Linked DNA regions of Homo sapiens: regions 2 and 3 are each linked to region 1. A link is a loop called in an ENCODE intact Hi-C map of the cell type or tissue named here. Cell type or tissue: PC-9. All regions are shown on one strand.

Evidence for each region. A loop is a pair of places that touch in the nucleus more often than their neighbours do. Peaks named below come from ENCODE experiments on the same cell type or tissue, not always from the same donor. Only the 100,000 strongest peaks of a DNase experiment are listed, where the experiment ranks them.
Region 2: a loop joins it to region 1, with 6 times the contacts of the local background. A loop is called at or near these places in 6 of 110 quality-filtered maps.
Region 3: it touches region 1 in a loop (12-fold over the local background); 35 of 110 quality-filtered maps call a loop at or near these places.

The regions. Positions count from the first base shown.
Region 1 is chr9:91,035,960-91,038,459 of GRCh38, forward strand. No RefSeq gene overlaps it. Among named protein-coding and RNA genes, the nearest start is that of LINC02957, 40 kb to the left of the region's middle. In PC-9, CTCF peaks have their summits at 1,353 (motif pointing right) and 1,557; DNase peaks (open chromatin) are centred at 1,452 and 2,142; H3K4me3 peaks cover 777 bases; H3K27ac peaks cover 1,086 bases.
Region 2 is chr9:91,163,895-91,166,394 of GRCh38, forward strand. All of the region lies in intron 2 of LINC00484 (long intergenic non-protein coding RNA 484), which reads left to right. Among named protein-coding and RNA genes, the nearest start is that of LINC02937, 1.9 kb to the left of the region's middle. RefSeq lists an enhancer at 793-1,087. In PC-9, no CTCF peak of the experiment used is centred here; a DNase peak (open chromatin) is centred at 987; H3K27ac peaks cover 398 bases.
Region 3 is chr9:91,674,843-91,677,342 of GRCh38, forward strand. No RefSeq gene overlaps it. Among named protein-coding and RNA genes, the nearest start is that of MIR3910-2, 40 kb to the left of the region's middle. In PC-9, CTCF peaks have their summits at 1,431 (motif pointing left) and 1,635; a DNase peak (open chromatin) is centred at 1,369.

The DNA of each region.
Region 1 (2,500 bases):
CTGGACCCGAGGGAGGCACGGCCATAGTCCAGCAGGTGTGGCCCCCAGGCCTGGAGGACGGAGTCTGTCCCACATGGCCAACAGCAGATGGGCCCAGGTCCCCCTGCCCATCACAAGAGACGAGGCATAAAACCGTAATGCTAATGTATTTGTTTACGGTGAGGTACAGGCTCCAAAATGACAGGTTCTACCTGTTTTCTGTCCTGAGCAAAGACAGGTGTGGACGGGAGAGAAAGAATACATATTCTATTTTTCTTTTTACTCAGAAACTAATTCCTCAGGATAGTCTCCTGATACTGTTGCCCCCACTATCCTCACTATCCCCTGAAACCCCTGTTTCAGAGCAGGGCTGCCTTCTGCCCTCCCCTCCTGGGGGCTGGGCGCGAGTTGTTAGAGCAATGCAGGAGGTGGGCAGTTCAGGGCAGCTTTGGATGCCTCAGGTCCCACAGGAGCAAATAAACCCTGGACTTCTTGATGCCGTCACAGCCTGGCAGCACCTGCTTGTCCAGCAGACCAGCCACCGCTCCCCGATTCACCATGCCTCAGCCACGTGGGCCAACATTCCCTTCCACTGAAGGCACCTGTGAGACTACAGGGACCACCAGCCACAATATCAAGCCCTCCTCCTCCTGCCCCATCACCCCTAGCCACCCAGGCTCAGGAAGATGCCCTTCAGAGCACCATGCTCAGCCGCCCGCTCATGAGAGTGCAGGCCAGCCCCCTCGCCCATCTCACTCACACCATTTCCAGAAATGCCAGCACGGCCTTCTGAATAAGAGTGAGGCAAAATTCAAACCACGTTTAAATTGTTTGAGGATCACATCCACCACCAGTTAGCATGGGTGAAGAGTCCGTGGAGAGGGTACTGCAGGGCTTCCGTGGAAGCAACTGTATTTTTACACAGCCGTAGTGCTCGGCTCACCAGGTTCGGCTCACAGCCCCCGATACCTGGCTGTGTCCAGCAGAGGGGAAGTCTCCTGGGAAGAGGCCTTTGAGAGGTTTATACACATGTGCGATGTGGGCCAGCGGGCGGCCCCGGGAGCCAGCAAAGGTCAGACATTTGTCCTTCCAGACACAGCTCCCGCGAGGTAGAACACGGCACCAAGATGCAGCGTGGACCCCACGACCACCATTGGGGTACCCAGGCGCCCAGAGAACACATGCCACGCGGCAGCGTTTGTACCACGGAGGGCAATGCAAACAGCTGACACCTGGCAGCGCTCCAGAACTGCCGCTGGGGCGTTTTGCTTCTGAAAAAACCACCCTCCTGTATCCTCTGTTCACACAATTCCCTCCGCCCCAGGGCTCCCCTCCCGCTGCAACGGCTGCATCCTGCACACCCCTTTGCACTCCTCTCTCATACCAGGACACTGGGGGGCAGTCATCCGACACACCACACAACTCCGTCCTCTGCTCCAGCTTCCGCTCAGCGGAGAATGGCTCCCTTATCTGATGGTTCCAGGATGCTCTGTGGCAACACTGAGTGTAAAGCAAACAAGGCCATCGGGTGCTGCAGCCTGCACACCAGCGTGGTCCTGGGCCACACACCGGGCAGCCGGAGAGAATCTCTGCAGCTCCCAGGCGGCAGGGTGCACAAATCACAGCCTTTCCTTGACCCCGCGAGCTGAGAGAGCAAAGTCACAGACAGACTGTTTTAAGTGGATTCAGGGAAACACCCCCCACTGCTGTCCCCCCTCCCGCCCCAACGCACACATACATGCACACACAGCTTTGTTTCCTTGTCATTCCTCTCATTCCCTCAATAACCCCTGATAGGCTTCTAGGAATACTTCCTCTCTCAGCAAAGGAAAAGTGTATGGTTCTGTGTTACAAGATGATTGGGCTTTAAGCAAATGAAATTGAAGGCCTACAGCACTGGGGTAAACCTCCTCCAGGCAGCAGCAGGCATTGAAACAGTGCTCATTAGAGCTTAGGATTCTTCCTCCTTCTCACTACAGCATTTTAATTAACTGGAAACAATACCTCAAGGCAGTATTGCAATACCTTTGGACTGAAACATTAATAAACAGAGAAAATTTGCTTACAAAATGGCAAGTTAGAGGAAATGGAGGCCGACTAATAAATAAATGAGCCAAAGTTCAAAGGCTGCAGGATGACTCACACGTGCCGTGCCTGCCTCGCAGCCAGGACTTTCAAAAACAAAGGGGTGGTGGACGGATTCCACAAGAACGGCTGTTAAAGTCCACGAGGCTGACCCAGGCTGGGACTTCCTGGAAACTCCAAGGAGAGGAACTGCCCACAGAGCCAGGGACTCAGGACTGGCACAAGAAATGGCACAGCGCCTGTGCTGCACGTTTGCAAGTGACCTGCTCTTCTGACCGCAGAAGCGCCACTGAAGGTGGTCGGCTCGAGTCACCAGGCAACCTGGTATGATTCTCAGTGCACGGTCCGCCTTCAGAAGGCAAAGCTGGTTGTGTGGAAGAGAAACCAGAGTCCTGCTGAGGCTGGACAGAGTTTCTTCATCAAGATCATGAACTAT
Region 2 (2,500 bases), 130 kb after region 1:
GGTTTCTACTCCATCAGTCCCACAGATGTGTTCACAGGGCCAGCACTGAGTGTGGTGCTGGGGAAGGCATGTGCTTGGAGGCAGCCCTGTGAGATGGCACAGCCTAGGGGAGGAGTCGTGGTGGGGAAGACCCTGGCCACGCATGATAGAGGAAGCGTGGCCACACAGTCTTTGCTGTCCCTGCCACAGCATGGTGCTGTAAGTCTCCTCCTTCCGAGTCTGTGCAGACTTATGTGACACATTTGACCCAACAGAAATGCAGCATTTGTGGTGTGTGAAAGTTCCAGACCAGGCCACAGCGAGCTCCGTGGCTTCGGCTGTGTCTCCTGGAGCACTTGCTCTCAGGACCCCCTCTCTCAGAGCCCAGGCACCACGCCGTGAGAGAGCCCCAGCCACAGAGACAGGCTACGTGTAGGTGCTTTCATCAAAGTGCCACCTGTGCCTCCCCGCAGCAGTGTCAGGCCACCAGCTTGGACAGGCAGCTCCAGCCTCCAGTGGAGGCTTCAGAGGACAGCATCAAACAGCATCCACAAAGGAGACCCACCTTGTGAAAAGCGCCTAGCCAAGCCCTGCCCAAATCCCTGGCCTGTGCAATTGTGAGCAAAGCAATTCAATTTGGAGTGGTTTTATGCTGCAGTAGGTGACCAAAGCACTATGGAAGTGAATATCAGGAGCCCCTCACTGGGATGTCAGAAGACATTCAAGGAAGGTTTCCTGGAAGATTTAGTACCTCAGGTGGTACAGGAGAAGGTGAGATGGAGAGAAAGCAACCCCAGTCTGAAGACGCAGTGGTAAGAAAGGGTCATTCCCCTGGGCATGTGTGGTCTGCTGGGGGATGACAGCCGAGGTGAACTTGAAGCAGAGGACACTCAGACAAGCTGCACTCTGAATCCCGCTACGCTGACCGCAGCACTTGCTGAAGAAGCCGCCTCGCCACGCCCAAGCCCTGCAGAGGGAAGGACTGAGGAAGGCAGCTCAGAGGCCTCAGGCAGCCACAGTGTGCATGCTTGTCTATGACTCACAGCTACGACGTGGCCTGTGCTGCTGCAGCTGCTGATAAGCCTCAAACCTCATATACCACTCTCTTCCGAGGATTTTTTAAATACACAAAACTGGGAGTGAGAGGGGTATTTAATTCCCCTACTAACACATGTTGGGCGCAGCTGGAGCAGCCAGGCCCACTGTAGCTGGGAAGATGCGGTGCCTTGAGGTGCAGGCACTGCTCACTGCCACATGTGAGCACAGGTTCTGAGGGTGAAAGGTCCCTGGTATCTGGCCAGAGTGTTAGACTCTGGAACATAAGAAGCCCCCGAGGTGGTGGAGAAGGTCTAGCCAGGCTCCAGACTGGCTTCACAGAGGTAATGCTTTTTGGTTTGAAATCCGTAAGAGCGCACTACAACTTCAGGGCAAGCTCCAACAGTGCTTCTCAAACTTTAATGAGCACCCAAATCATCAGGGGGCGCGGGGGCAGTGGGTCGCTTACTAAAATGAAGATTCTGCATCAGGAGGTCTGGGGCGGTGACACGATTCTGTGTTTCTAACACGTTCCTGGGTGAGGCTGAAGCCACTAGTCCATGAAGCACACTTTGAGTAGCAAGAATGTGGAGGAACTGTCCCAGGATGGGCCATGATTTACCTGAATTCTCACAGTGGCTTAGACAATGGAGACCTTGTCCACAACTAAAAAATAAAAATAAAATCGAACCACACTCATTGTTCCAGGAAACAGCAATAACATTGGAAATAAATCAAATGGTTTATTACTGAGATTGTATTATCAGAGCTATATATTAATTTTTTTTTCTTTCTTTCTTTTTTCCTTTTTTGAGACAGGGTCTCACTCTGTCACCCAGGCTGGAGTGCAGTGGCATGGTCACTGCTCACTGCAGCCTCGAGTTTTCGGGCTCAGGTGATCCTCCCACCTCAGCCTCCCGAGTAGCTGGGACTACAGGCATGCACCACCACATCCAGCTAATTTTTTGTACTTTTAGTAGAGATGAGGTCTTGCCATGTTGCCCAGGCTGGTCTCAAACTCCTGGGCTCAAGTGATTCGCCCACCTCAGGCTTTCAAAGTGCTGGGATTACAGGTGTGAGCTATACCCCCCCACCCCACCCACCTGTATATTCATTTTCTATAACTGTGTAACAAATAATAAATTCCTATTACTGTATAACAGACTTAATAGCTTAAAACAACACCCATTTATGGTCTCATAATTCTGCAGGTCAGAAGTCCAGGCGGGTTTAATGGGGTTTTCTGCTTGGAGTCTCACAAGGCCAATGTCAAGGTCTCCTATCTGGAGGTTTGGGGAAAAAAATCTACCTCCAAGTTTAATCTGGTTGTTGGGCAAATTCACTTCCTTGCAGTCCCCTGAAATCCTCATTTTCTTGCTGGCTGTCAGCCAGGGGTTGCTCTCGGTAACAGGGACCTCCCAGGGCCTCCTCCATCTCAAAGCCAGCAACAGAGACTCCACCCTGGTGTCAAATCTAACTCCGGCTC
Region 3 (2,500 bases), 640 kb after region 1:
CTAATTTTTTGTTAAGAATTTTTGCATCTTCATGAGGATATTGGTCTATGTTTGTTTGTTTGTTTGTTTACTGTCTTTGTCTGATTTTGGTATTAGGGTAATACTGGCTTCATAAAATGAGTTGAACGTATTTCCTTCCTTTTTATTTTCTTGAAGATTTTTGTAGAATTGGTGATAATTCTTTTTTAAACAGTTGGTAAAATTCTCCAGTGAAATCATCTGGGCCTAGAGATTACTTTTGGAGGAGTTTTAAATTACAAATTCAACTGTCTTAATTTCAAACGGATATTTAAATTATCTATTTCATGTTAGGTTAATTGTGGCAGTGTACTTTTTGAGAAATTGGTTCATTTCACCTAAGTTGTCAAATTTATGTATGTACAGTTGTTCATAGTATTCATTTATTGTCCTTCTGATGTTTACAGGATCTATCATCATATCTTCTGTTTCATTTCTGATATCAACTTTTGAGTCTTCTCTCTTTTTTATTAGTCTTACTAGAGATTTGTCAATTCTATTGATCTTTCCTGAGAACCAGACTTTTTGTTTCATTGGTTTTCTCTACTGTTTTTCTGCTCATGATTTCACTGATTCCTGCTCTTATCTTTTATTATTTTTTTCCTTCTGCTTGCTATAGATTTATTTTGCTCTTCTTTCTCTAGTTTCTTGTAGTGAGAGCTTAAATTACTCATTTGAGAATTTTACTTTTTTCTTTTTTTTTTTTTTTTTCCGAGACAGAGTCTCGCTCTGTCACCCAGGCTGGAGTGCAGTGGCATGATCTCGGCTCACTGCAACCCCCACCTCCTGGATTCTAGTAATTCTCCTGCCTCAGCCTCCCAAGTAGCTGGGATTACAGGCTCATGCCAACATGCCTGGCTAATTTTTGTATTTTTAGTAGAGACGGGGTTTCACCGTATTGGCCAGACTTGTCTCAACCTCCTGACATTGTGATCCCCCTGCCTCAGCCTCCCAAAGTGCTGGGATTACAGGCGTGAGCCACCGCGCCTGGCTGAGAATTTTACTTTTTTCTTATGTAAACATTTATTGCTATAAATTTCTCTCTCAGCATTATTTTAGCTGTGTCCCACACATTTTGATAAGATGTGTTTTCCTTTTCATTTAGGTCAGTATTTTTTTATTTCTCTTGAGACTCTCTCTTTGACCTATGGATTATTTGGGAGCATATTCTTTAGGCTTCAGGTGTTTCTGAACTTGGAATTTAGCCATTCTTTCAGGCAGCTGGGGGTGGGGCCTTTCTCCTACTGATGGATAGAGAAGGTCTTGACTTTCTACTAAGCCTCTTGGGACACCACCTTTGAAAGAAGGAGGAACCTTGTTATATGTGAGTCAGGTTGGAAGCACAGGCTCCCCATGTGATATCCACTGATGCCACCAGACACAAGGTGGCTTGCTGCCACCCAGCGGGGAGCTGGGGCTCCCTGTTGGCCTGTCAGGAGTGAAAATCAAGGGTCCCCACTCAGCCACATGTAAGTGCTGGAGTCCTGCCATAGTTTTTTCTGTGTCATTTGGTTTGAATGCAGTAGTTATTGTCTGAAAGTTTTCTGTCTTGCTAGGCTGCCCCTTTGCTGATCCTCTGTCTAGGGGAAGCAGATCTTTTTTTGGAACTTTTTTTGTCCAGGGCACATTGGTGTTTACAGACTGCTGGCTTCTCCAGTATCCAGTCTAAGACATAAGAGGCAAAAGAAAGCCCAGAGAACTCATCACCAAGTCTTCCTTGGGTCCCAAAGCCCCTAAACAGTCTGCTTTCTTCTGTCTGCCAATCGAAGTATTCTGATGTTTATCTTATATACAATCTCCAGGGTTTTTAGTTATACCTATTGGTGGGACTAAGTAAATGTGCATCTACTTCATTTCCCCAGAAGTAGAAGTCTCTAGAGTATGTTTTGCTTCTGGTAAGGAAAAGAAATCTCCATTTTTCTTTATTTTTCTAAACCATTATATATTAGCTATTTTTTTTGTTCTTCCAGAAAATGTCTAGAATAAAATTGCTGATCTCTCTCAAAATTCCCATTGGGGTTACAGTAAATGTAAAGTGACTCTATGACCCAGTAATTTAGAATATTCAATAACTAAATTGCAAATAATCTCTGGTCTCATATCAGAGAGATTGAAAATCTCAGGGAAACATCAGCCCTGGATACTTAATGAAGATTTCAAGACATAGGCCTTCCACTTCGTACATAACAAGTTCATTATAAAGTTCTGCTTCAAAATGTCATTCTTTGTCAGCGATTTTTTTTTTCCTGTCACACCACGCTACTCTAGCTATAACACTAAATTCTGTCATTCCCACTTTTGCACTATAGGATAGGGCTATGAACTCCTGAAAATATGGACTATGCTAACTTGGGCATATGGTCTAGTTTTTGTCCCCTAACTTTTTGAATGGGAGGACTTTAGGCTGATCATTGTAGGGGATGGCCTTGCTGATAAGGAATCTATAAACTCTGACTTCAGCTGACTCTCTTTCTGAAGAAAG